7 separate regions of the Mus musculus genome follow, and all the other regions are linked to region 3. The links are chromatin loops, found by intact Hi-C in ENCODE. Cell type or tissue: left cerebral cortex. All regions are shown on one strand. Region 1 has its middle 16 kb from the start of Gm39943. Region 2 overlaps Snap25 (synaptosomal-associated protein 25). Region 3 overlaps Mkks (McKusick-Kaufman syndrome). Region 4 overlaps Plcb4 (phospholipase C, beta 4). Region 5 overlaps Pak7 (p21 (RAC1) activated kinase 7). Region 6 holds the start of Gm32546 (a long non-coding RNA gene). Region 7 overlaps Snap25 (synaptosomal-associated protein 25).

The links. A loop is a pair of places that touch in the nucleus more often than their neighbours do. Peaks named below come from ENCODE experiments on the same cell type or tissue, not always from the same donor. Only the 100,000 strongest peaks of a DNase experiment are listed, where the experiment ranks them.
Region 1: a loop joins it to region 3, with 2.0 times the contacts of the local background. A loop is called at or near these places in 2 of 42 quality-filtered maps.
Region 2: it touches region 3 in a loop (13-fold over the local background); 9 of 42 quality-filtered maps call a loop at or near these places.
Region 4: a loop joins it to region 3, with 7 times the contacts of the local background. A loop is called at or near these places in 2 of 42 quality-filtered maps.
Region 5: it touches region 3 in a loop (12-fold over the local background); 4 of 42 quality-filtered maps call a loop at or near these places.
Region 6: a loop joins it to region 3, with 9 times the contacts of the local background. A loop is called at or near these places in 15 of 42 quality-filtered maps.
Region 7: it touches region 3 in a loop (2.4-fold over the local background); 5 of 42 quality-filtered maps call a loop at or near these places.

What each region holds. Positions count from the first base shown.
Region 1 is chr2:136,787,380-136,791,379 of GRCm38, reverse strand. No RefSeq gene overlaps it. Among named protein-coding and RNA genes, the nearest start is that of Gm39943, 16 kb to the left of the region's middle. In left cerebral cortex, no CTCF peak of the experiment used is centred here; DNase peaks (open chromatin) are centred at 920, 2,308, 2,815, 3,509 and 2 more places; H3K27ac peaks cover 3,266 bases.
Region 2 is chr2:136,715,957-136,719,956 of GRCm38, reverse strand. The region is part of intron 1 of Snap25 (synaptosomal-associated protein 25); the gene reads right to left. Among named protein-coding and RNA genes, the nearest start is that of Gm32659, 3.6 kb to the right of the region's middle. In left cerebral cortex, a CTCF peak has its summit at 3,401; DNase peaks (open chromatin) are centred at 1,008 and 2,466; H3K4me3 peaks cover 3,438 bases; H3K27ac peaks cover 1,818 bases.
Region 3 is chr2:136,884,781-136,888,780 of GRCm38, reverse strand. It overlaps Mkks (McKusick-Kaufman syndrome), which reads left to right. Exons shown (of 6, transcript NM_021527.2): 2 at 3,081-3,308. Among named protein-coding and RNA genes, the nearest start is that of Mkks, 4.6 kb to the left of the region's middle. In left cerebral cortex, a CTCF peak has its summit at 1,731 (motif pointing right); a DNase peak (open chromatin) is centred at 1,723; H3K27ac peaks cover 265 bases.
Region 4 is chr2:135,965,313-135,969,312 of GRCm38, reverse strand. It overlaps Plcb4 (phospholipase C, beta 4), which reads right to left. Exons shown (of 39, transcript NM_001355153.1): 21 at 2,147-2,288; 22 at 1,312-1,396; 23 at 868-992. Among named protein-coding and RNA genes, the nearest start is that of Lamp5, 90 kb to the left of the region's middle. In left cerebral cortex, a CTCF peak has its summit at 1,980 (motif pointing left); DNase peaks (open chromatin) are centred at 1,350, 1,586, 1,966, 2,231 and 2 more places; H3K27ac peaks cover 863 bases.
Region 5 is chr2:136,147,389-136,151,388 of GRCm38, reverse strand. All of the region lies in intron 3 of Pak7 (p21 (RAC1) activated kinase 7), which reads left to right. All of the region lies in intron 3 of Gm14218 (a long non-coding RNA gene), which reads right to left. Among named protein-coding and RNA genes, the nearest start is that of Gm14218, 12 kb to the right of the region's middle. In left cerebral cortex, CTCF peaks have their summits at 1,686 (motif pointing left) and 2,230 (motif pointing left); DNase peaks (open chromatin) are centred at 1,058, 1,268, 1,668, 2,185 and 1 more place; H3K27ac peaks cover 518 bases.
Region 6 is chr2:136,483,499-136,487,498 of GRCm38, reverse strand. Gm32546 (a long non-coding RNA gene) reads left to right here and starts at 1,096. Exons shown (of 6, transcript XR_866766.1): 1 at 1,096-1,737; 2 at 2,087-2,166. In left cerebral cortex, CTCF peaks have their summits at 1,362 and 1,563 (motif pointing left); a DNase peak (open chromatin) is centred at 1,575; H3K4me3 peaks cover 420 bases; H3K27ac peaks cover 330 bases.
Region 7 is chr2:136,778,352-136,782,351 of GRCm38, reverse strand. It overlaps Snap25 (synaptosomal-associated protein 25), which reads right to left. Exons shown (of 8, transcript NM_011428.3): 8 at 1-1,277. The coding sequence ends at 1,209. Among named protein-coding and RNA genes, the nearest start is that of Gm39943, 25 kb to the left of the region's middle. In left cerebral cortex, no CTCF peak of the experiment used is centred here; DNase peaks (open chromatin) are centred at 679, 1,340 and 2,332; H3K27ac peaks cover 2,460 bases.

The DNA of each region.
Region 1 (4,000 bases), 97 kb after region 3:
GTTTAGCTTTATTAGCTCTTGCTAGTTTACTAAAGTGATTATGCCCATTTATACTGCTTCTGCTGGACACCAGAGTTGCAATACGGCCACACCCTTTCAGAAAGATATAATCCAAGCTGCTCTTCACTTTTCTATTTTCCTCCCAAGTCTCTGGAGCACAAGGGTGATATCTGTGTACTACCATGCCCAGGTGGTACATGTATTTTTAATGTTAGTAGTCCATGATTTTTCTGGTGTTCTCCAGGACCTTGGAACAAAAAGGACCACACAGAGAACTATTGATCTAGAGTTCAGGTTTTCTGATCCTCAACAGGAAATTGAAGATATTCTTATAAGAAGGGCTAGTGTCTTGCTCTCATGCTCTTGGTGGATCGAGCAATTGGACTTATTGAGAACAAGTGTAATAGGAGGTACTAGACTGTTACATAAACTTGAAGGGCACATGTAAAGTTGTAAGAATGGGAAAGAGTGGAGGGTGAGCTTTTTTGGCTAAAAGATGATGCATATGTAATTCCAGAGCTATTTACTTCGGAAAAGTGTTATAACAATAGAGACTCCAGACGAGAGCAGTGTGGTACAAGATTATAGTCAAGGTTACCTTGGTGATGACTGTAGGACAAGAAAGACAGGGCAGAAGAGAATGGACAAAGGAACAGTTTATTTTGGGAAGCCAAACTAGAAATAGCCTTGTAGTCATAACAATAGGCTGAGTTGAGAAGCAGTCCTTGTCTTCAATCCTTTTCTATGGTATGTAAAAGTCCCATTAATAGGTCTCTCTTATTTAACACTACTCCCACTTTTAAAACAATTCTCACAGTGCTGAGGATGAACCCAGGACCCTATGCATGGTTACATAAGCTCTCTACCACTGAGTTTTACCCCACAGCCTTCTTTCTTGTGCTTTCCCAAGTAGGTCTGTTTTAGCTGTGTTGTATGCTGTACACCTTCGAAGTATCATTTCCTCTTCCCTTTTCTTTTTCAGGCAAAACCTATGACTCAAGTCAAGCAGTCCAACTCTTCTAACCTTGTAAATGGTGCCTGCCATCTTTCTTTATGAACTGTGAATATAAGCTGATCCCAGGAAAGTAATCCTTAGATTAGAATGTGCTTTCCTGCTATGCAAATAAAAGCCCTGTTTGTGTGCTTTATACGCATCTTTCTGTCCTACCTGCCTGGGGCAGGCAATGTGTCTATCACTACTGTTGACTTCTTGACTATGCTTGCTTTGACGATGCGTTTTCATCCATAGACTATCACTGTGTCGAGTCACCTGTGCTATCTTCTAGAATGATCATTTTACCCTAGCCTCTGCCTATCCCTTCCTTGTCTTTTACTTCACGTACATTCTCCAGCTTTTGGATTTCATAATCTAGGCAAACACAATTAAATCATTTTTCTGCCTTTTAAAAAACATTTTTATTTTTAATTATTTACTTTTTTGTGCTCATCCATATCTTTAATCCAACAACAACATCTGTCCTCCAAATTGTCCTACAGAAGTGGATATCATTCTAGTCGTGGCAGGAGATAGGGTTATTACTATGAATACGAGACCAGCCTGGCTGATATAGTGAGTTTCTATGTAGCCTTGGTAACAGATGAAGATCCTGTCTTAAAACAAACAAATACTTCCAAAATAATAACAAAATGTTTCTTTCCTTCTTCTTCCCTGCTTTTTGTATTTTTTGTTTTACCAGCAGAGCTCTTTCAAATAAAATCTCAGTTAAAACTCTGTAGGTGGAGCAGGCAATTGAGGAACTTTTGGGATATGAATGGTCCATCTAGGGTTGAGCCAGAAAGCAATCTTAATAGCTGGATGTTAGGCTGTGATGGGGACCTTGCTGGCTTGATTTTCCTTCATGTTTTTCTCACAGCAATGCTCCTTATATGTACCTTCAAATTCTTTTGATCTGATGCCATACCAATCATAGTGCTGGCAATAAGTTTCAAACAGACCTTAACACGCTTACAGAAGGATGAATTGGCTCTGTGCACCTCAGCTTCACCTGTCATGTTGGTCCTGTTGGTATAGTACTGTTTTGGGTTTTCAAGTGCACAAGTCACGTAGAAGGTCTCAATGCTACCCCATGACAATACATGGCCAAAGAAAGTGCCTCTCCATGTCTTTGCCCAGGAAAATAGCCTTGATTCACATTCCACCTGCTTCTCTGCTATCTCTCAGACCCAAATGCCCAGGTACCTAATAACTTGGCTCACTTCATCATACCTCCTTGGCATCACTTCCCAAGGAGTCTTTACATTTTTCCATCCCTCTCTCCTGTCTCTGAACTCACATTCCCAGATGCACTTCTTTATTGAAGTTTTATATTCCGAGGGACCAGACTGCACTATCCTCTACCTAAGGAAAAGCATTTCCAAGGCACTCCAAAGTTTCTTTTTGGTTTGCAGTTATTGTTCTGGAATAAAATGAGGCTAGGACAGTTGGTTGAGGAATAGCCACCCAAGAACCACTCGTTAGTCTGAAGGTTGAGGAGCCAGACTACCTGCACTGAAGGTGTATAAATTCAGAGAATAGAAATTCAAGGATGCTACAATCATGGAAAACAAGGAGATTTTTGGTCGGGGGTATAAAATCTGAAACTTATTAAAGGATGTATTTGGCCTAGTTTGGAGTTTTGCCTTTAATAACAAATGAGTGCATAGATTTAGGTCTCTAGAGTTTTCTATTTATGCAGCCTCTGACAACTTAAAACCACATGCCATTGGCACTCCCTTCATCCTTTTTAAACTGGCAATTGTCACGGTTCCTTTAAGAAGCAAGCTGGTGCCATGGAAGACAGCAGTCACCTCCTACACCCCACGCCTCCAGACACCCAGGAAACATCTTGTATATACTTAAGCTGTCTCTGACACACATAATTTCATCTTCATCCTTGACTAATCAGTCTCGTTTGCCCCGTTAGCAAAGAGAACAGTATATTTTTGAACAGAAAAGCTTGGTAAGAAAAGCAAAATAAAGACTCCCACAAGAAAATAAAATCTAGTGTAAATCTTCACAAAATAGCAACAAATAAAAGATGGGAAGGAAGGCACAGAAGTTTCAGACAAGAGGTACTTATCAAGTGCTAGCTGAGGAGCCAATCCCATTTTGTATGTTAAAATGCTTTCTTCCAAGCTCTGGGTATTTAGGGTTTAAGGGTAGTGGCTACAATCCTCTTGCTTTGGAGGAGTAGGATTAGTTTTGACATTTCAGGATTAAGGTCAGTTTCATCAACAGGCTACCACATTCTGTTAGCACGCGCCAGCTCTATTACTTCTGATATTCCAATCCTTCTTGTGCTCCTGTGGAGAATATCCATCCAGGGTCTTTTCTAAGACAGAGACAACTCTGTCTTAACCTTTCCTTTTATTAGACTCCGAGGACCCAGAGGAGAGAAAGAACTCTTTATATCTCTGAGAATTTCAGAGTAATTGTGAAGGCAGCCTTTCCGTTCAGCAGCACAGCATCTATAACCTTGGTTAAGTGATCTGGAAGTTTTCCCAAGAGGTTGAATCTGTTTCCTCATCCTTGGATGTGGATTGGTGTGAGAGTTACATTGGCCAATATGATGTGGCCAAAGCGAGTAGCCTTGCTTTGAAGAGGATATTAACAATCTCTAAATGGCTTGCTGCAGAAGGAAAGGTCATATGGAGCCAGAGGAAGGCTCAGCAAGAGATGGCCCACTGGTTCCCAGTGGAGCGACAGTTGACCACAATTACAGACTAGCCAAGATTAAAACTTTCTGCCAGACCTAACTTAAATGCCAAAGAACTGAGAGCTAAATAAGTTGTTTAGGATTTTAAGATATTGCGGCTTGGGCAACCTGTTATATAGCAATCACTAAGAACTGTATTCCTCAGATCATGTTGCCTGCTTTCCAGTATCATTAAAAGTATCAGCAGGAGTACTGATGCTAGGCAATTTGGAAACAACTGTATGGGATAACAGCATTTGTTTCTCACAGTATCATAATCAATTGCTCCTAGTTTTCAGAGCAAC
Region 2 (4,000 bases), 170 kb after region 3:
GACTTGTGTATAACAACCAGTTAACTGTGGTAAAGGATAATGTTTGTGAGTCAGCAGAAAACCAACAAGAAAACAATCAGTGACAATCTTTTCTTGCCTTGTAACAGTTTACCTGGATGAACAAAGCTGGAATCTGAAGTCAACTATAGAGGCAAGGAGTCTTTTCTGAAATAAGAGGATTGATTTTTCTGTCTCTGTCTCTGTCTCTGTCTCTGTCCCTGTCCCTGTCTCTGCCCCTCTCCCCCTCCCCCTCTCCCTTTCCCTCTCTCCCTCTCCCCCTCCCTCTCTTTCGCTCCCTTTCCCTCTCCCCCTCTCCCTCTGCCTCTCCCTCTCCCTCTCCGATATAACCCAGAGCCTCACATATGGTAAGCAGGTGCTGGACCACTGTACCTTCAACCATGTGCGATCATTTTTTGTTTACACTGTATCATATGATTCAGGTCATATAGAAATATGACTTTTTAAAATACTTAGCAGTTCAGAAATTCTGCAGAGGTATTTTTTCTCTCTTATAAATGGCAGACGGAGAGCAGAAGTTAGAAAATAAAAGCCAACAAACTGCTTTAAGTAAGACACAGGAGATGAGAAAAGTAGAATCTTGAAGCGAAAATTCAAACCTAATTTATTTTTTACAAGGAATTTAAAATGTTTGGGAAAGCTGCAGGACATAGTATATACTAGATGACCAAGGATCTGAATAAGGAGGGCAGACATTCAAGGCAGTGATGATGTTGAACAGAGCTTTGAAGCAAAAGGCAGGATTTCTTGCCTGACTAGAAAGATGATATCAAATAATTTGGGGCAGAGGGAATACAAAAAAAGACTAAGAAAGGGATATGATACTGAGGACACATGAATTCTAAGATCTGTGACTGCAGGTTGACAGCAGAAGCATTGCTGAGACAACAGGATCCAAAAGCCTTTCTTCTGAGGCCCACACACGTCGCTGAGGCCTTTCAGCTGCGTCAGAATAGCAGCAATACTGACCAACACTGTCTGTGGATGAGGAGACCAAGTTTTACAGTGCCCTGGTGGGTTATTAGGAGACTGATTCTGAAAACAGGAAATTATAAGCAGTTGCTTCAGGAGAGCTGTGAGCATGCCTCGATTCTCAAACCAGGAGGGAAAGATGGGGGAAAAAATCACGTGCAGAGGCCTGCAGTATAGTTTAGGGGATGAGTGCTTGCTTAGCATGCTTAATGCTCTGGGTCCAATCCTGTCTGTCTATCTATCATCTGTCTATCTGTCTATCTGTCTATCTGTCTATCTATCTATCTATCTATCTATCTATCTATCTATCTATCTATCTAGCATCTATCTACCTATCAATGTATATTCACTGTGATTCATTTGACCAGCAAGAAAAGTGATGATACAAAAAGCAACCAAGTACATTCAGCTAGCACCCTGGTCTCTGGAGTCAGACTGACTACAATTATTCCCGTTCAGCTCTCTGATATGTCATTTAGCTCTTGGCTCTATCTCAGCCACTTCACCTGTAAAACTGAAATGATTTACTACAAAGTCATTACCAACACTTGGTGAACTAGCAGCAGAGATAGCTCAGGCCATCTCACACCTGGCCCCCCACAAAGTACTTCGGATTAGTCTTTGCCTTAGGCATCTCTGTCCTTTAAAATCGAATTCATGGCTTACTAAATGCTATTGTATTGTATCAGACACATGACTGTAGTTTACATAGTTCATTTAAAATCAGAATTCACTTGAACTTTTTCAGGGGAAAAGTATAGCTAGCGATCTTGGTGAAGATAATAATGTAAAAAAAAAAAAAACAACACAGCTATTGTTACAGCAATGACAGCAATTCTGAAGTCTCTTTCCTTTTATAGGACTAATTTCTTTGAAACAGTTTCCCCACTCACCATGTCTTGCTTTCTTGACACTGTGATTCACATCTTCCTTTTCTCTTACCTGAGAAAGGTCCTCTGGACCCAGCTTGACAACCTCCTCCTAAAGTTTCAATGACATTCCCTTCCCCCAACTTCCCATGAGCTGGGAGGTCACACATTACCACATCACATTTCTTCTGCCAGTGATTTGGTAAATAGCGAAAGGGGGAAATCACGTTGTGTTTCTGACAGAAGGCAAGTAATCAAATCTATGCTTGTAACCTCCATTCCTTCCTCTGCAGTGATGATGCTGTTGGCTATTTTGGTTTAGTATTTCTATCAGTATTTAGAATTTTGACATTTTACTATGGGAGTGGCAACTACAAGGTTAAAAAACAGAAATGTGTGTAGTTTAGACTTCAATCCAGCTCTAGGATATAGGGAACCAAGAAGAATCAGCCTGCTTAGTTGGAAAAGAAATGTGTTCTGTTATTTACCTCTGCTTACCCCAGCTTTATAAAATGTTACCACCACGCTCCATTTTTAGGCACTGGTTCAATTTGTCATGCAGTATGTAACACATTGTGAAAAACCGACCCCTTCCTGCCCCAATTCAGTGCATTTGCCAATGTGGAATATTCAGAGAGAGGGAGAGACCGTTCTACACTATGTTTATTATTCAAATGTACATCCTAGGATCTCTGATCACCTGGTTTCTGACCTGCCTTTTAATTTCCCTAGCATGTATTCATCTCAGATAGTTTGTTCTAGTTAAATATGGAACACCGAAACTGCAATTCACTTATGGGGGAGGACTATATGTCCATATAGGTGCGAATATCTTGGAGAGAGATGGTAAGTGATGTTTAACTACAGGACTTTTTTTTTTTTAAATGAATCACCCTTGATGATAGTGATGTGTTTCCCTTTAATACTGGGGATTAAACTACTCTGTTAATTTTGGGGTGTTAGCCAGAACCTCGTTGCTTTGCTAGTTATATTACTCAGAAATCAATTTTAGAGTAAAATATCTAATTCTAAGATTGCCATTCAAAACATTCCATAGGGGGCTCTAATTCCATTCTAGAAAACCCTATACAAGCTTTCAACTGTCTCCAAATGGCTAGACATTTGCAGGATTCACTGAAGAAAGATAGCCTGGCTTACATAACTTGAAGTTGTTTACTTAGCAGGCCGTTCTAATTTCTTTTCAACCTTTCCAGGCTAGCTCAAGACCTATGTCTACTTTGATTTTGCCCTGTCTGAAACCCTATCCTTACCACCGCTCACATTTACTTACAAATGAATTACTTACAATCTCATAATTTTTCCTTGTTTTATTGGTTTTTAACTTTGGATTTGTGTGATAAGTTTTATTACTTATTATTTCTATTAAGATTACTAGATTCTAAACTTACTGAGGTCAAAAACCATATAACCATGAAATGTTATATCCCCTGTGGGGTTGATTTATGTATCTGGTGCTTTCTGACTGATCAATATCTTCCTATTAGGTTGGTGCCTGCTGGCAAGGGATGACATTGCAGAATGTATCCAGTGCTGAGGCCAAACCCATTATTTTTCCTGCTTTTCTAGTACTGTAACGCAATCTCATAATGTAAGAAGCATTGCTTATTGATAGTGCATCATTTAAAAGTCAGGATTTTCTTTTGTTTCCTCCTTCAATCTCTTTATTACATTGTTTTTATTTCTACAATGGTCAAAGCCAACAGTTCTCCTGAAGGCCAGCTGCTATGCAGTTGCTAGGCGTCATTGGAGGAGAAATCAATTGTTCAGCTGATAACCTTTACTGCAGGGTTAACTTTAGAGTTTAGGAATATCATCTAACAAATTAAGGGACAGCTTGCCTTAGAGCTGTGAAAGCTTTATAAAGTAAAGGTTAAATTATCAATTCTAGGGATATTGCACCATGAAAAGATTGTAGAAATTGTACATTATTTTGTGCTGAGAATGCTAAATGTGGAAAACAACAATAAACAAACAAGCAGGTTCCATCCCACCATCTGCAGGAATGTTTCCTGGATTCTCCATATGCCTCTCTGCTCCCACCTCCTTCATCACATTGTCCTGGATTTTTAAAACGAAGAAAAACCATCTTATTATTTTTCCTTCTGAAGATTTTCCATGAC
Region 3 (4,000 bases):
GACCTAAAGGTCTGTCAGATCCCCTGGAATTAGAGTTGCAGATGGTTTTGAGTCACCGGATGTGGGTCCTCTGCAAAAGATTTTAGCTACTGAGTGATCTATTTCTCCAGCCCTGCTTTCTCTTTCTTTTTGTCTGACCCCCCCCCCCCAATAAAATACAGGTATAACAGCAGTTTGGAAGGAAAGAAAGTTTGTTGTTGTTCATGACTCAGATCAGTTTGGTTTTTGTTGTTTTAATTAGTTGTGAGACAGTTTTATGTCATCTAAGTATTTGCTCTTTTGCTGAAGGATGGATGACCTGGAATAATGCTATCTTCTCAGTGACTCTCTTGTAGTTCCCAGGCCTGAGATTACAACCTTTGTTTCTTTATAGTGGAGAAAAATGGTCACAAGCGTGCAGAGGAAGATGACCTTTAAGAGTAGTAGGTTGACATAGAAGAGGGACCAATAGGGTTGGAACTGACAGCAAATGAGACTAGACCATAGGTAACAGAAGTACCGCTTACTTAATCTAGGCAGTAGGGAAGATTAAAATGAGATCTAGAACAAGTACATTTTTACAGACTGGACAAGAAATAGAGGGATCAGTATCCCATACAAAGGTAGAAAAAAATGAAAATCTCAAAAAGGATGAAGGGTAGAAATTGGCCCTTTGAATTTAGAGACAGATAAAAACCCTGCTGTCACACTGAGGGCCAAACAACTGGACACTTAATCCAGAACAGTCTGCATAATTTCCATTCTCTTTCCCCACACTAGTGCCAAGGCCAGATGACAATCAGGATAATTATAACTCAGATATAATAATATTAGATGATAATTTTAAAAATCAGTGGAATGGAATGGGAGACATCTGAGACAGCTCTAAATCACTGTGTCCTTTCTAATGAATCACAGACTGCCAGAAGGTTGGTACTTCTCAGGCATCCATCAGTTGCATTTTAGACCTTATAGTTAGTGACATGCTCATATAAGGTTTTCAGTATTGTTTGGTTTTAATTACCTTTACTGACATCAAATAGATTTCCCCAACTTAGATGTTGATCAAGCTGTCCTTGAGTGGTGAGTGAGAAAAGCAGTAAGATTGTAGAGTGGAAACTGTAGAATTCAACTGCAAACCATTGGCTCACTGGGAGTAGAAGTTTAGTTTTAATTTGGTGTATGTGTATTTACACGACTAGAAAAGTCTAACAAAATTTGTGCCATTTTAGGGGAGATATCTACAAAGTGTGGGGGGAGGGCAAACCATTCTTCTCTTTGCCATGCTGGACAGGTTAGGCGTGCACACAGTATGGATTCCTTTCCTTTAAATCTGTACTTGTACGGCACTATATGCTGCATGATGATTAAGTCCAGTTAGACATAGCTATTTCTTCAAAGGTTGTTTCTTTAAGAGGAAAACTTTAAGAATCTTCTCTTCTAGCCATTTTTTCAGTTGTGCCTGGTGTCTACACTAAAGACCAAACTTGGACTGTTGCTTAAATTGAAAATAACAACTGTTTTTATAAGGACAGTATTTTTAAAAGAACTATTCAAGTCAATGATTGGAATTTACAACTATCCAACATCAACATTTTCATTAAAGACAAAGTAATAGTTAATATCAGACATCCCAAGCACAAGAGCCAGGTCAATTAATTTTAAGAACCTCGCTGGTATTCTCTTCATGAGTGTTTTGTTTTTCATATATTTTAAGCCGAAGGAAACTTCACACTGCCCAGAATGCCAGCAGATGGCGCCCAGGAAACCTCATAGACAGAATAAGAATCTCTTTTTTAAAAAGTCAAAGAACCCTGTATTCAAATGTTAGTAGAAAATAACTAAACAATTGTTTTAACTGGCACTGTTACAGAACAGAGAAATCTGATATCGAGACCCAAGTGTTTAGGATTTTCTAGGACATGTAATTGCCTTTTCTCTCTCCATTTTACTGTCATTTCTTTCAGCTTGGGAATGTAACAATCACATAAAACCTGACTAAAGTCTTACTGGAGAATTGAAGAGATAAAATCTCCTAATGCAGAAGTGAAAAGAGAAGAGTTGCCATCATAGAAAAGAAATAGACTTTAAAGATACTTGTGGTCTGATGTATGTAGCTCATTGTTGTCCCTTGGTGGCCCATATGGATGGTTGCCCAAAAGACTAGAACAAGGTGGAGGTGTAGAACTTCGTTCAGGCAGTGTTCCTTCCGTAGTAAAAACGAGCTAGGGTGAATGGAGCTAATCTGAGCAGAATGGATGGTGTAACTATAAGATACTTGTGCTCTGATTTAGGGCAGAATGGATGGTGTAGACACTTGTGCTCTGATTTAGGGCAGAATGGATGGTGTAGACACTTGTGCTCTGATTTAGGGCAGAATTGATGGTGTAGACACTTGTGCTCTGATTTAGGGCAGGTAGCATGAGACCATGGTCAACCTCTGCAATCCAAGGCAGGCTCAGAACATGAAATGTGATGCACTAGGCTCATTTACCACTGTGACAAATGTCCCCACACACTGGGAGGCGTTCATCTTCATACCATTGTGGAAATTCTAGGTCAGTGCTCCCAAGCAGAAGCTCCTTCTAAACTTTTGAATAATATCCTTTTTTCTTTGTTTTGTTTCCATTTTTTCTAGACAGGGTTTCTCTGTATATCCCTGGCTGTCCTAGAACTCACTGTGTAGACTAGGCTGGCCTCGAACTCAGATTCATCTGCCTCTGCCTCCTAAGTGCTGATATTAAAACTGTGCACTACCACCACCCAGCTTGAAAAATATCTTTATAGTCAACTTATTTTTTAAATTTGTGTATTAGTAGTTATCTTTACTATATGTCTGCACACTGAATATGTTCCTGATGCCAGCGGAGACCTGAGTGTTGTATCCCCTGGAATTGGAGTTACAGATGGTTGTAAACTGTTTTTGTGGTTGTTGGGTTCCAAACCCAGGTCCTCGTCAAGAAAAGCAAGGCCACTGAGCCATCTCTCCAAGCTATAAGTGAAATTTTATTGAAATACAATATTGTTTGTGTTTGTTGGCATGATTTGAGACCATTTATGTTTTGGAGTTGATTTAATTTTCCCTTTTAATCTTTTCTTAGGTGTGCTGATGTCAACAGACTATGAGCTTTCAGAATCTCTGGAGAGAGTACAAAGTTCTGATGGTTATGGTACCATTAATTGGGTTCATACATTTGGGGTGGCACAGAATCAAAAGCAGCCCTGTCTTCCAAGTTCCTAAGGACGATACCACTGAGCTGGATAGTCTGGGACTTGCAAGTCCACCAAAGAGCCAAACCTAGGAGAAGTAGCCATCTTGCAGTTTTCAGGTAAGTTCCATTAAATCTGGTCAACAGTGTATTATTTCCCAGGAAGAAAAAGACTAAACTGAAAATAAATAAACTGTTATTTTTTTTGTTAAGGTACATCCAAATAGCCCTTTTTTTTAAGACAAAGATAGGCATATTTGCAGTTCAAAATAATTTATGAATAAAAATCACTGAAATCAAGAGGATGTGATTATATAATTCAAGTCTCTAATCCTTCATTCATAATCCCAAAATTTGAAAAGTTTTAAAAAGCAAAACTTTTGCATAGTGACAATTGTGGCATTTCTGTGTCTTTAAAAAACACAGAAATAGTATAAGAAAGTGCTTTCCTTTGGATTTCAGGTGTGGAGATATGGGTCTGCTTCTGACTGTCCCTCAGCAGCTATGATTTGCCTGCTGAGCTAGCAGAGGCATGGTTTCTTCAGCTGCAGATAGTTTCTGCAAGTGTGTGATATTTGGAATTCTGGAAACTTCAGAGAGCATAGAAATGCTAGGGCCCCAGGAGGTGGGGTTGATGGTTCTTTGTGGGTGAGGGGGGTTGTATGCAGTTTGTTAGTATTCATGCTCAAAGAAGAAACAAAAGGAAAGGAATTAGATTCTCTATCTCTGTCTTTTTCTCTCTTTCTCCTTCCCTCCCTCTTTCTATCCTTTTTCTCCTATCCATTGATATGGAGTCAAACTGGGAGGTGGGT
Region 4 (4,000 bases), 920 kb after region 3:
TTAGAGTGACCAGAAAAGAAAACGGCTCCATGCCTGCAAAGTCCTGGCAAGGGTGCTGCTCACAAAGTGAGGGACTGACCAGACATGCGTTGCTATTTAGTTAGCTATTTTACTTTTATTCCTGTTTCTACCAAATTTTAAAGCCATGCAGAAGAACACGGTCATGTAAAATAAATATGGTTTGTGCCATCTGTCTCTCTCTTTTTTTTAATGCTTATTTTCCTATTTCCCAATCTGTAGTCACAGGATTATGGTCAGAGGCTCTGATGCAAACTTGGAAAACTTCAAGCATTTGTACATTTATCAAAAGTTAGAATTTGTAGGGGAAAAAAAAGCACCACTGTATGTTGAAACCCTGCCCGTGAATATATTCTGGAAGATTGAACTACAGATTAGTACTCTGATGACATCTCTTTGCATGGCATCTTACAGAGTTTACGATGAAAGTCTGTCATATTATGGTAGGTGCTGCTGCCATCCGTGTTTGCTGGATGGCCACCTTGGTTGTGGTATTTTCCAAAGGAGCAAAGAGACTAAGTTATCACACAAAGATACTGAAACCAAATCCCATCTCTGGGAACAAAGATGTAAGCTTGATACAGAAGAGAGAGAAATTAAAAATATTATAGAATAGGGGCTACTCATAGCATTGATGGAATGGATTAAAACTGAAATGGCATCTTCTGTTATGGCTTCGTTTTGGGGATTTAATTTTTTGCCATTAATATAAATGCAAGAAAAACAAATTTTTTTCACATGGCAGCTTCCTTTAAAAAGAAAATGCCTCAGGCCAACGGGAGCAGCTGCAATGGCTGCCCTGTCCCAATGTTCTTGTGGAATTCGGGGTCACTGGACATTAGCGCCTACCTGGGGTTTGATAGTTCAGTGAAACCATCTGGCAACCAGCGTTCCAGAAAATCTGAGGCATGTAATTACTGGAATCAACTCGGCCTCCCTTGGGGTAAATGCGGCTCATTTGTCGCTTATTGTAACTGGGTAACTGATTAAGGAAATCCAAGAGCAGCCAAGGCGAACGCACAACAGAGAACAACAACAGTGGGGTGCGGGACAATGGCAAGCAGGTAGATAGCACGGGGCCAATCCCCTTATAAACACTGCTCAGAGGAAATCACAGCTGCGGTGTGCATTCTGGAAACAACGCATGTACGTCTGGGGACACCATTTTACAGCGCTATGATAAAAATTATACAAAAAGCTAAATATTAAAATTATAGACCACTGCCAATCTACTGCAGAGATCCCTGCCGGTCCTTGAGAGCACCATTCATCCCATACAGTCCGTTAGGATACTTTACAAACTCAATCGCGTGCGTCTTCAAGTAGCCAAGGCCAACCGACTCGTTAAAAGAAGACATGTTATAGTGAATATTGCGCTCTGTAAAAGACAAGCAAAGATGTACTCAGAAACTCAGCCATCAAACCCCTCAAAAAGCAAGCAGCAGACAGAATCACAACCAGCATCTTACATCCCAGCTCAGGAAGAATTCGTGGCCCATGCTACATGACTGTGTGTGTCATTTGCTCTGAGTTTCACTAACTTTCTGTGCATATGATGAATTAAATGTGGACTCACTAAACAAGTGATATGCAACCCAAGTGTCATAGTCACTGCTGCGATATGCAGTTTTTGATAATAACGTACTCTTCGGGCCAGAAATGGTTAGGAAATACCTTTAACTACTTTTGAACGGGCTTTCGTGGGGAACCAACTTTTGAATAGGAGTTATGTACCACAGAACATCAAATCTTACTTCCCTAACTCAAGGCATTTGTACCCACTGATTAAGTTTTCCTCACTCTCCTGAAGCCATAGATTACACAATATACACACACAGGTAACAAAGACAGGTACTGTGCCTCATAAATATTACTAATATAGTTTGTCATAACAAAGTAAATAAAGAAGCCTTACGAAAGCATACGGAAAGCTACAAGCTAAGTCACAGTCTTGCACCGCCACCTCGTGGATGATTTGGAGAATGACAGCATAATACCACCACAAGTGAATCAAGTCAGGTGAAGTGATGGACATCCACAAAGAAAAAAGATGGCAACAAATCAGCGGGGCAGCCAGTGCGACAGGGAAGCAGACAGGAAAGCTACTGCATTTAACCTGCAATGTTACCTTCAGCCACGTGGAAACCTTGAAACTTCACGGGCTGGGCATAGTTGATCATCGTGGACAAGTACGGATGGATGTTCGTGGTAGCACCTACGTATTTATAAGATGCCATCCATGCTTGCTCATCCTCTACGGTGACCAGGCCCTGCAAGCACAAGGACAAACCCGTTTAAGTGGATGGCTTCAAAGGGACTCACGGATTCAGTTTAGGCATCCTAATTAAAAGAGTATCTGCATTGCGTAAATTAATATGTAACAGACCTTGTTGCTCTCTTAAAGTTTTACTTTAAAAGTCATAGGTTTTAATACAAAAGGAGATAACCTGAAAGCATTCATTTTATCTGTTAGGTTTTCAAAGGACCATCAAACGTTCAAGAAACTTTACCAGGTCTCACCCAACACCGACAGTGATAGACTGCAGTATTACCATTCAGGCCAATACACAAAGCTCCACTGGGTGGCCATCCAGCAATGGCATACATCAAAATCACCCACAGGCTTTGTAGGCAGAAACTGCAGGCCCCGCTGGAAGAGATCTGCTGGAGGAGGCCTAAAGGGTTGTCATTCCACAGCCGAGTTTTCAGGCACTGCCAATGGGGAACTGGAGACCACGTTTTAAAGTAATCTCTTCAGGAACTTGCAGCACACACACACATATGATTTAGTTATCTCTATTAATGCACTTACTATCAAAAGAACTTGGTAACTTGCTACATAGGACATATTACATTGTACAGAGAAAAACTACAAACGACTGTTTGCATTTCTTGAGAAATTAAAGCAAAAATAACTCATTCATCAACAAAATGGGTGTCCCGAAAAGTGGTCGGTATTTTGTTGGGAACTTTGGAGTTATTTTCCTCCAAGAGACTCAATCTAAGAACAGAAACAGCTCGGGTGCACAGTGAGTAAGGTCAGTTAGCTTATCTGCTCGCTTTGGCTGAGGACCTAACCTCTGCATCTTTGACATCAGCCTGCTTCTTCCTGTGAAAGTCTGTGATAGAGTACATGACACTTATGCCCATTTTCATCTTTTTCCATATAAGCCCAGAGTCCACTCACCATGCCAAATATGGGCAAGAGCCAAATCTGTTTTGTCCCATGTGTCTCATGCTCAGAACACCAGTGCTGTATGTTGGAGCCATGAGGGTATGCCCGCCGTGCTGTCTGCGGGGTCCTGTTGCACTTAGACTGAAATCTCCTCATCTTACTGAACTTGAAGGATTTTGGAATGTACCCCCGTGTATCATGAGAACTCCCAGTAGCCGCAGGGCAAAACTGAGGCCTTGGGGACTAAAATCATCCAGCTAACATGGAAAACATCGAATTAGCCAGTCTGTGTACTTCTGACCCTACCATCTTAAGAAAATCAATCCGGGCATAGAGGGTCCTTGTGAACACGGGAGGGTATCCCTTCAGGATGAATAGTCAGGAAATAAGATGACACTTCATTCTATATGCAACAAGACCCTACAGACAGCAAGGCAGGATGTTCTCTGTTCTGAATTGTGAGTGACAATCCGGGGAATTGGCAAATTCTGTGCGTGACTGCCATTGGTCTCGGCATTGCACAATGAAATACGTGTACAAACAACGAGAACCTTGTGGAGCATAAAAGAAAACAAAATGTAATATATTTTCTTCACAGTAAGGCCAGTGCCCAATGCGACTGAATTCTGAGAACCCTATGATGAATGGTAACCTTCAGAGGATTGGCACCTTCAGAACCACGATCGATTCCACCACACTATCATATGGCTCCGATTACCTACTGGTTATTTTTATCTTCACATTCAATATGCTAATAATTATGTAACCTTCTCCTTTGACGGAACTCTCATTCCATTTAAGGAGATA
Region 5 (4,000 bases), 740 kb after region 3:
TTCAGTCTTGTCTTAGCTCTGTACAGACAGAAAAACAATGATGCCTGAATCCGTTTCACAGGTCTTCATGTTGCTCTCAAAGAAGCTTATCTATGCGGATCTTTGCACAAATGGAGCACAGACAGGTTCCCAGACTTATCTGTGCTCAGATGTCTCTCAAGCCAGACCTTACCAATGTCTAACTCTCCAGGGCCTAGGAGGCCATTTGATCTTGATCAAGAGAGGTAGTTCTGACTGAACATGAAGAAGTGCACCATGCTTGACTTATAATGATCCCAGAATCCTTTCTGCCTTCAACAGCCTTTCTGGAGAGGCTTGAATTCAAATTTCCATTTTTGTATTTCAGGTCACGTTGTTTCGACACACGGCTGCTGTGTCCTGAGATCAGCGCTACGTGCTAGGGACACAGCAGTGAATGAGTCAGATGTGAGCTCTTCCTTACTGAACCATTCATCCCAGAGGGGAAGGGCTCAAGGGAGTGATCACAATTACACATACAGAGTACGGAGAGGAGAAAGGGAAGTAGCAAGGATGGAAATAGCCTGCTCCATCCTCATCCTCTCTACCCACCTCCTGCCACGTTATTCAAACTCTGAAGGCATCACTTTTATCTTGGGACACTGTCTAATGGGTGCTTCAGAGGGAAGGTGACCACAAGGATAAATAATCCAGAACTTAGGCAGTTTCATGAATGGCTGAGAACAGTGGTGATCTGTCAAAGACTCAGGAGTAGAAAGTTATGTAGGACAGCTGTCTTCTAATGCTGAAAGACTTCCCCTTGGGAGCAAACTTCAGCACCATCTAGAAATCCCCTGTGAGTTCAAACAACAAGAGCCAAGTAGAGAAATCACAGAGATTCGGCGTCATGCTCACCAGAGCAGAGTTGGATACAGTGTGTGCTTTCTAGTATCTACCCAAGAATGCAGAGAGCACCAGCCATCAGGAACAACCAAGTACTGGCCCAGCTGCTCACATCAGAATCAACACAGCAAACAGGGAGGGAGAAGAAGTCAAGAAGAGAGAGGAGTCGACAAAGTTTTCAAGATTTGGTGTCAGAGAGGATGAGCCACTCGTAAGGAAGCTGGCTAGAACAAGGCCGGGGCTTAGCAACTATCAGCTGTCTCCTCCAACTGAAAACAAAAGAGAGTGATCGGATCCCTTTTCGGTTTTTCTTTCCCAAATCCTAGATGGTACTTAACATTCCTAGGCTTGAACATCACCATGCTTTTGTGCGGTTTGTTTGTCTGTTTGTTTGTTTTTACTCTAAAGCTCTTTGCTTCTATTTGCTCTAGTCCATTAAATACTAGAGCAACACCCAGGAACAGACTATGAGAGGACACACCTTCCATCTTCTGAATCTCCTCTTGGAACCCCCGCCCTGAAACACTGCTATGTTCACTCTCTAAGTTTCCCTTTAACCAGCTGGTTATTCTACTTACGGACCTTGCTGTCAGGCAACAGGCACTCCATAAATAATGTCTGAACTAAAGTCCGGAGCCAGGGTACCTTGCTATACGTTCACCTCAGCAATAACACTGGGTAGAGGTTCTTAGCAGAGAAAGGCACAAGCCACATAAAGTAGAGTCATGCATTTCAATTTGATTAACAATTTTAGCACAATAACATTAGAGAGGTGTCCTCTGACCTATCGAGTTCCTAAATGTTGTGAATTCCTTAAACTATGCCGCCCTCTTCTGGTGTAAGTGTCCCATTACAAGCCTACTCATCTGTTTGTAAATTCAGTTTAGATAATCTCTTCTTGTATATTCAATCTTTTCTCCTATTGCATTTCTACAACTTAAGGATATAGATTTAACATTTAAACATCCCTTTAATGCTTGATAATACAACTTTTATTTATTTATTTATTTTTCCTTTTTTTGTTTTCCATAGTTTAGTATTAATAATAATCATGGTCATGCTGACATTTTGAATGCTTGGATTCCTGTATTGTCTCTAAAACTGAATAATTTTCTTGGCTTTCAGTTAAGGGCAAGTGTTCCTGTTTCTGATGCACATTGAAAAGCTCGCAGGGAATAATAAAGTTATAAGCAGGAATAATCGCTTAACACAGTTTTCCCGGGTCTCATCCTCAGCTCTGTGTCTATGAAAATCTCTGTGCTCAAAGGCATCAAAGGAAACTGAGATGCCATCTAGTGCTTGGGAAAGAAAAGGTGCTCAACTCTGTTCGTTGCAGGCTAGATTTCTCAAACCTATGCAAAGGTGCCACCTAGTGGCCGAGAACAGCATCACAGCTTTGCACCTAGCTGCTTTGGGAAGCGGGGTGACATTGTTAGCACCTGTATGCTGTCATTTGGGGTATGGATACATTGTGGCTTTAATTTGTCAATGCTTCCACTTACAAATTAAGAGGAATTTGCATTTTAATTAGCAAAACTGATCCCATACTGAGATAAACAAATGTTATCCTCTCAACTCTGAGTAATTAGACAGCTTTCCCTTCTGAGTTATAATTTAACCTTTTCCACACTCTGTTGTGCCTCTCAGCCCTTTTGTTCCTGAATCACACATAAATTAAATTTCCTGTAAGAAAGTCTGTTTTGGAAAAAATCACATGTAGATGCTGTGACAGATATTCTGACAGAACCCCCAGTTAACAGCCTCTATCTAGTGCCTGCCACCATGATAGTGAACATCTGGAATATACAGTCACTTATTGTGACCACAGACTCAACCAACCGCTAATTTCACAGGCAACTTCCCAGAAGATGTTCTTGCCAAATTCCTGGCCTCCACAATACGGAACAAAAACACCTGTGGCTTTGCAGTGGTGGTGACTAGAGCATCCGTTCTTAGTCTCCTGCTTACTCCTCCAGCAAGGGGGCAACTCCACAAAATGTGATACAGTGGCCTAATGCAGTCATCTTTCTTGGTAGAGAGAAAAAAATGCCTTAATATAGTTTGCTGGTGGTGGATTGGTTTATTTGCGTTTCGGTTTTTTGTTTGTTTTGTTTTGTTTTGTTTTGTTTCGTTTTTGTAGACCAATTTCTGGATCAGAGAAAATTTAGAAGGTACAGAGGATCCACAGATACTACCACCCCCAGCCCCAAACATGCACAGCCTCTCAATGCCAAAAGCCTCACCAGACTGATGCAGTCTTGTGACTGAGGGACTCTCACTGATGCAAGAACACCAGCCACCGTCCACAGGTGACACTGAGGGAATGCTCTTGGCATGCACATTGCACATGACTGCCAACAGAGACTTAAATCTACGGTTGGGTGGCATGGGGCAGTGTTACTGCCCTGAGCATCCCTGTGCTCCAGCTACCCATGCCTTCCTCCTGTTAATCCTGGAAATCATGAGTCTTTTTACTCTCTGCATAGCTTTACCTTTTACAAATTGTTATAGGTTTGCTCTCTCTCTATCACATATGATAATGATTCTCTACCTTCCTGATGCTGCAGCCCTTTAACACAGTCCCTCATGTTGGGGTGACCCCAACCATAAAGTTATTTCATTGCAACTTCAAAACTAATTTTGACACTGTTATGAATTGTAACATAAATATCTGATATGCAGAACGTCTGATATGCGACCCCCAAAGGGGTCACAACCCACAGGTTGAGAACTGTTGTTTATAATCTACTATATATTCACCTAAGTACATGGATTTTTTGCTGGAATTTTGATCTGAATTAAGCTACATCTGTAGATCAAGTTGAAGTAAGAACATTATGTCATCTGATCCATGATCATGGAATATTTATTTGTTTACTCAATTCCTTTTTATATTTTCGTTAACATTTTGTACTTTGGAGCACACAGATCTTGTCTGTGTTTGTTAGATTTATACCTGTAAATTGCAATGAAGATGCTAATCAGAATGGTATTTTTTTTTTAATTCTGAGCTTCACTTATCCATCAATGATACACAGGAACCAACTGATGTTTTATATAAGAAATAATGCGATTTCTTTATTCACTTTAGTCTGTTTAATATTTCCTTTCTATTAATTTTTGGTTGCCATACAGAGTA
Region 6 (4,000 bases), 400 kb after region 3:
AGCAATTACCTAAAAAAACGAGACTGAATGTGGTGCAAGCGAGAACTTCCTATCTTCGGTAAAGCATGAAGACTTTGGTTTTGAATTCAGGCACACCTCTCATAACTTAAACTCTGCATTTTAATGTCCGCTGTTGTCTTTGGAAGCCACGTGATGAATGGGTATGTCCTTCAGCCAGTCCGCATTTAAATTCAGGGTACATGGTAAATGCATGCATCTTTCTGCCCCTCTGCATTTAAAGATTTCCCCGTAGCTTATTAGTGGCTCGTCCTTGGGAGCTGTTTACTGTTTCTCAATGTCAATGTCTTCTGTTGAAATAAAGGGGCAGTGATAGCACCTGACTCAGGTCATTGCAAAGATAAAAGGAATCAATGAATACAAAGTCTGGTAAAAAAGCCTTGGGTGCTTAAATAATGTAAGCTATCATCACAGGGATGCATCTTTCTCTCTCTCTCTCTCTCTCTCTCTCTCTCTCTCTCTCTCTCTCTCTCTCTCCCTCCCTCCCTCCCTCCCTCCCCCCCTCTCTGTTCCTCTTCCTTTTTCAATTTGTTATGCAACTTGAAGTAGCAGCAACTGAAGATGTTTCACGAATTAGCTACTTCAGGTCAATATCTTCTTGTGAGACCACTGGAGTCAAGAACAATGTGTAACCAGCAGCTACTAGGACAATGCATAGCAGCTGGGGTAACGTGCTCATCATTTAGTTATTTGGGTTGAAGTTCTAATTGCAACGTGACTTCCTTGTTTTCTATACCAGGACTTCTTTCTGAACCTTGAAAACTGATTTTACAAAACAGATACTAGACAATAAATCCTATCACATAGAAAGGAGAAGGTCTCAACCTCTGTGCTCCTGAAAAGATGGCTGTTTTTCAGACAGCTATATGAGCCCCTTTCTCTTCACATAGCTGCTATTGCTTTTAAGAGCCATTTTGAATGTTGCAAAAGCATATTAGTTTAGTATCAAATAATCAGTTTGTTCCTCTATCCATATGTATATATACATATGTATATATACATACACACACACATGTGTATACATACATATCACACACACACACACACACACACACACACACACACACACACACACGTGTGTATATTTTGACCAAGCAAAAGATAATTGTGGGATAATAATTTCCCCCCAAAGTTGTAGGCCTTAAATACATTCTAAGGAGATTTATGCTACTTTCCATACTCCAAGACCTTTTGACCTGTGGGGAAAGTGTCTGTTCACATTAAATGAGAAATGCCAGTGCTCTGTTGAAACTTGCAGCCTGTATATGAAAACAGCCCACTGGCTACAGCTTTGTGTTACAACACAAACACTGAACTCTTCATTGAGTCCAGTGAGACAGTGAAATGTGATGCAGCTCAGACAGGAGAGAATAAGAAACGACTCTGTAAGCCTTGGGAGACTGTAGAAGTTAGGGCCATTTTCCAGGGGTGTTCTGTCAGTGTTTGTTTTTCCCACAGGCCCTTGCTTTTTTTCTTCCTCCTTTCTCTACCCTCCCACCCCCGCCCCTTTCTGTGTATTACACACATCAACAGCGCCACCTACTGGCCTGTTCTATTGATTTTTTTTCTTTCCTGATTTTACAGCTTTTATGGAAGCTGGTTTCACTTTCCATGGCTCTGTGCTTGTTCTGCTGAGAACCTTTGCGGTAACGTAATAGCTCTTCATTATGAAAACGGCATTTCAGAGCAAACAAATGTTCCTACACCACCTTTTCTTTGGTATGATAATTTATGTAAATAACAATGTTATTAGTTTTCCTTTTAAGGTATAGTGTAAATGAATGTGTTGTCTTAGAAAACATATAAAATTAGCAACCCAATAACATTAGCCAGTTAGGCAACCTAGTTTGCTTTTATTTCCTTAAATATTGTTTCTGCATTCAGGAGGGTGTGTGTGTGTGCACATATAATATATACATATATGTTTTATTACGCACTTATATATTATGTTACCCTGAGAGTTGTAGATTATTATCTTCTTTTAAAATGAAGTTAGGAGATGTACTTAGTACATGTTTATAACAATGGGGCATTAGAATAACTTTATGAATATATTATTCATTTTCAGATCCTTGCTTGCAGAAAATGTAGACATTCTGCTTTTTTCATATTTTTGCTGAACAGTGAGTCTGATCAACTGGATGAAAAGTGAGTCATGGCTGTTTGGAAGCTTGGTAGCCCCCAGCACGGCCTCCTCGTGTTTGGCTACTTAGAATCAGTGGCTTGCAAATAAGAGATTGGTAAATATTTGAAAGACAGGGGAAGGGAAGAGCACTTGACTTGGACTATCACACAGTAGCATGTAAGGGTTTGGCTTGATGCAGGGCTGGGGACCAGGATCCATGTGTGGTATAGTGAGGAAGGGATCCAGAAAGGGGCCGAAGCAAGATGGCAAAACCTTAGCTGATTCTGCTTGGGAGCAGTGGAGCATGAAGTGTGTCCCTTTTTTGACTGTGAACTTGTCCTTCTGTGTGTAGGGAGGGAACTGGAAGCAACTGCTATTTATCTAAGAGTCATACTAACTGCAGAATGAGATCCAAGAAAAAAAGAAAAAAGAAAGAAAAACATATTAATTGGTGTTTCAACACAAATCAAATGGAGTATCAAGCTGGGACCATTTCTGTGTTGGAAAGGGAGGGAGGGAGGGAGGAGAGGAGGGGAGGGGAGGAGAGAGACCCTGATAACCCTCAATCCTCCCTGCCCTCCATTTTGTTATTTCAGAAGAACTAAACTCAGAATGTACAGAAGCCACCAAGATGTCATATGATTAGGGATCAGCAATGGCATGAGGGCATTTTGTAATCTGTTGAGGGCTGTGAACACAAGATAGAGTCATTTGTGACATGCTCTTCCAGTTTAGGAAGCATTTGTTTAATAGGGAGGAGGTTGTGGAGATCAGGTAAAAGTTAACACTTTCCTTCAGCATTTGAGAGAATTGTCCGAAATATCATGGAAATCTTAAAAAAAAAGTCATGTTTCTCAGATATAGTCAACATGTCCTGATTTTTTTCCTTGAAAAGCTGAAAACAACCCAGATGTCCCACAACAGGAGAATGGACACAGAAAATGTAGTTCATTTACACAATGAAATACTACTCAGCTATTAAGAACGAAGACATCCTGAGTTTTTCAGGCAAATGGATGGAACTAGAAAAGATCATCCTGAGTGAAGTAACTCAGACCCAAAAGGACATTACTAATAAGTTAGATTACTAATTAGTGTACTCACTAATAAGTGGATATTAGCCAAAGAAAGAAAGAAAGAAAGAAAGAAAGAAAGAAAGAAAGAAAGAAAGAAGGAAGGAAGGAAGGAAGGAAGGAAGGAGAGAGAGAGAGAGAGAGAGAGAGAGAGAGAGAGAGAGAGAGAGAGAAAGAAAGAAAGAAAGAAAGAAAGAAAGAAAGAAAGAAAGAAAGAAAGAAAGAAACGCACATAATACCCAAGATACAGTCCACAGAACTCATAAAGGTCAACAAGCTGAAGGGCCCAAGTGAGGATTCCTCAATCCCACTTGGGAGGAAGAGGAAAGCAATCAAAGGGAGAAGGGAGGGAGGGAGGGACTTTGGAGGGAAAGGGGATAGGGGTAGAGGAGATCATGATCTGGTATTGGGGGGGGGGCGGGGGAAGGACTGAGGGCCAGCAGAAAGGATAGAAACAAGCAATCTCGGGAGGTAGGAGTTTGGGGGGACCCTCCAGAATGTACTAGAGACCTGGGAGGTGAGAGACTCTAAAGACTCAAAGGGAGGGGCCTTAGATGAAATGCGCTACATTGGGGAGAGGGAACTTGTAGAGCCCACCCCCAGCAGGAAGACAGGGCATCAAGTGAGGGATGAGGTTGCCATCCCACAGTCAAAACGCTGACCCATAATTGTTCCTTCCTGAAAGAACTGCAGGGATGGAAATGGAGAGGAGCCTGAAGTAAAGAAGGTCCAGAAACAGGCCCAAGGTGTGATCAAGGGGAGACACCAAGGCCTAACACTTACT
Region 7 (4,000 bases), 110 kb after region 3:
GAGACAGGAGGGATTTAATATACATGCTGTAATGATATTTATCTCACAGTTTATCTATATTTCATTCATTTATATAATTTTTTAAAGGTTTCTTTATCAGCTACTAAACATCTCAGCAATTTGGTGTGCATAGCTCTAGATTAAGCAACAGAGAATTGTACTGATGACAAACCACGGGGAGATGGTGATTAACAAGAGCCAGACGTAGAAGATCTTCACGTTTTCCACATAGCAAGAGTATTGTCTCCAAAACATAGCTTTCAAAAGCATTCGACAAACCCTATATTACATCCATTTCACATAGTTTCAGCCAAACACATATTTTGCTAGAAATGATTAATGGTGTGTTAAATCCACTTTGTGTGTGTGTGTGTGTGTGTATGTATATGTGAAAAAAAGAAAATGGGATGATTATAATCAGTAAGTCTGTAGGTTGACAGAAAGAAGGTGACACAGCTGCAGGTTTTGCTGGTATGACTTAATCTTGACAGTGTCCCAATACTGAGCATGCGTAGTTGTTGCTTTGTTATTGTTGCTGTTGTGTGTTTTCTTGTCAGTATGCTACTGTCATGGAAAGTTTTTGTTTAAGTAGGAATCTAAAAGTCTATTTAGTTCTCATGCATAAATGCATAAATCACATCACTTTTAGTGCAATGCCTGTTATGTAATTTCACATTGTCTAATTATGAAATCATAAAGACAAAGAATAGCCATGAGGAACCAAAGACAGCACATTTGGAGAGATTCAGAGCCTGACACCCTAAGAAAGGATTGTGGCAGTAGCTCTGTGGAATGTCACAGTTTTACAAGAACAATACTGTGTATTGAGAAAATCAACAGCACATTGAGCATTCCTAAATTGTTGTCATTCAGCAAACGCCACTGAGAAAAGAAAAAAAAAAAAACGAGACCCAAGACATCTTAAGTTAGGAATTAGAGCCACCAGATGACCACTATGTACAGCCTTTGGAAAGAAAGAGAGCCAGAGAAAAACAAAAAACACATGGTATCATTGGGAAGCTGACAGAGCACACAGGACATTTACAATGGGGGTGACTGACTCTGTGTGTGTGTGTGTGTGTGTGTGTGTGTGTGTGTGTGTGTGTGTGTGTGTATGTGCAAGACCTACTAGGTAATACCATGAGAGAAGCATGAAGGAGCTCTCTTGTCCAACAACATTTGGAGGAGAGCACAGCAGAAGGGCAAATTTAACCACTTCCCAGCATCTTTGTTGCACGTTGGTTGGCTTCATCAATTCTGGTTTTGTTGGAATCAGCCTAGAAAAGAGGAGAGAAGAGAGGTCTTAGACGACTCCTTAAGGTCCTATTCATCCCCGGGGTCCACTCAAGCTCTTTTGTGAAACAACTCATTCAGAAATATCACTCCCCCACCCCCAAGACCATTGGACAAGGTCACAGGAACTTGACTTGAGGTTTCAATGGTTTTCCTCACTGGATAGCATCTGCTGTTTGAGGACAGTATTCTATAGTTTATCTTTTATGCTGGGAAGGTGCTCAAAGGCTAGACTGTCAAGGCCTAGGAAATTAACTGTTCCCATCGCCATGGAGAAAGGTAAGGCAGCAAGTACAGGCTGTTGCTTTTTCCCATTACAAGTGCTGTACAAACAATGCTCCCACTTGTAACTCTACAGCCTGGGCAGAGAAGAAAGCCACCAGGTGGTCGAGGGAATGATCTACTATCACTCACTGACCATAGGCTATGTGCCTACTTTCCCACTTTCCAATCTCAACTGGGTAGAGTTTTCTATATTCAATTTGAATTTATAAATTCCTAGCACACTGGACTCATTTATGTTCAAACAAAGATCTTGAAAGTTGAACATATTTCTGGATTATTCACAACTGAATTATCTGGCTATGGTTCTCTGCCATCTGTTTGGTTAATCAAGAGTTGGCTTCAAAATGAGTATTTACATAAAAAAGAACATTGATTTGTCCTGATTATTCAGAACTATAGACACATATTTTTTGACCCCCCAGGCTTCTCACTTGAAAAATGGATAATTCCTCCAATTTTATTTGGTTCCCAGATCCTTCTTCTGTACCTATAAACTGTGTCATAAATAATCCTACTTTGTTGAAAAGGAAAATGACTTTGCTCAGACCAATCTGACATGCTCCTATAGACTGAATTGTGCCATTTCTAGACTGAGCTCAGAGAAGCTTAAATAAGAAAATAATCCATTTTAAAACAAACGTCAGTTCCGAAGGTAAATGGAGACTGTCTTGCTTATGAATGCACTGCCTGGCCTTTGCAAGGCAGCTTGGGTAAGTAGAGCAGAGGCTATTCTTGGGATAGTCTCAAAGGACAGGGTGGAGCTGTAATGCCTTTGTTCAATAGATGCTTGCTCCTTCCTCTCAAGTTCTCTGAGTCACATTCAAATTCCAGACCCATATTACATGGCACAAAAGTACCACATACTTTTTATGTGGTATATAAAAGAAATAGAAAACAAAAGCAAAACAAAACAAAACCTGACAGAATCTCCCCTCAGGCATGTCCTTTGGAAAATGCCTCTGTCAGTGTTCATCCCGTTTTCCTGGTTAATCCTCGAGGATTTTGTTTTTAAATGGAGGATACCCCATCCTCAGATTCCTGCTTGATTTTAGAGAGTCCTAAGATTGCTGACATTTCTGAGACGTGCTTCCTAAGTTGCCTTTGTGGAAAGGCTACTGTCCATCAGGGAGCCCAGACTTTGTTAGAAGGGGATACTGAGTACATTGAGCCCTTAGCTTCAGGCAGGTGCTGCACTGGCCCACATCACACATCTACAACTGTGTCTATGTCATACACCAGCACATCCAGAGTTAAAATGTTCCCCAGTTCATAGAGCTGGTGAACTACAAATCCCATTTCTAAGCTGTTGTCTTATTTCTCAAGCTCAGTGGCCTCCACTGGTGGAAGACCTTGAGGACCACATCGCTGGATCACAGCACATTTTCTTTCACCAAACCTTACTTTGGAGTTTGAATATCTTTATTGTTTCATTAGCACCAGTATGAAGCTTGGGATGGAAACTTACTTCTAATTTCAAGTATTCTAGAAGAACAATGTGCTTGTAACTTTGATAGTTTGTACATATAAACACACATAAGCAAACCCACAAAGCAATGACTTAAAAATCCAGAAGACTATATCAAAACTCTGTTTTGAACTTCCCAGAATTCTCTCTCAACCCAAATGATGACGAGAGAAGATCATAGTGGGACCAGGAGAGAAGAAAATTCTCTTTGCTTTGCCTACTGTGCGGTTTTAACTCAACCTTATACATACTGAGACTTCTGGTACAGTTCTCAAAGACAAGAACTTCCTTGAGAAAGAGGGAATACTGTAGCTCAGTAACATGATCAGCCAGACTCAAATGGGCTGTTTAAATGGTGTCCAATTGTGACTTTGTGTGTGGGATTCTATTGCAAATATCAGCCAAGATATGCTAATTATTGTAAGGCAATTATACCCTTTAGCTCTATCTCAGTGACTCAGCAGTCTAGGGTTTAAGCAAGCCAGAGCAGCTGCTTCCCATCAACTTGTCTAGCCTTTCCTTAAACTTTTATCCCTGTGTACACCTTTATTGGTAGTTGAACAGCTAAATACAGAAAGTTCTCGCCGTTCTAGAGAATTATACTGGCATAGGTATTAGAACGTGGCTTCTGCTGTCTTTACAAGAGGATAAAAAATTCTTTTTCCAAGACAGTTTCTCAACATTTTGACCTCTTAAGTTAGAAAAAAAAAAAAAAAATCTCTTCTCTGGAACCCTGCTTGGCTTTGTTGAGTTATCTCCTTGCTTCTGAGTCAATTTGGTTCAGTGATAGAAAACAAGCACTTCCTGTTTTCTCAGATTGTTTCCTTTCTGGAAAACAGCGGAGAAATTATTTCTCTGTTCATTTTTCCTTTAGAGCTGTAACAGCTTAGGTCAGGCTGAATTGGTTCCAACACTTTTTGAACCTTTCAACATGGTTCTAAAATCCATTGGCTCACA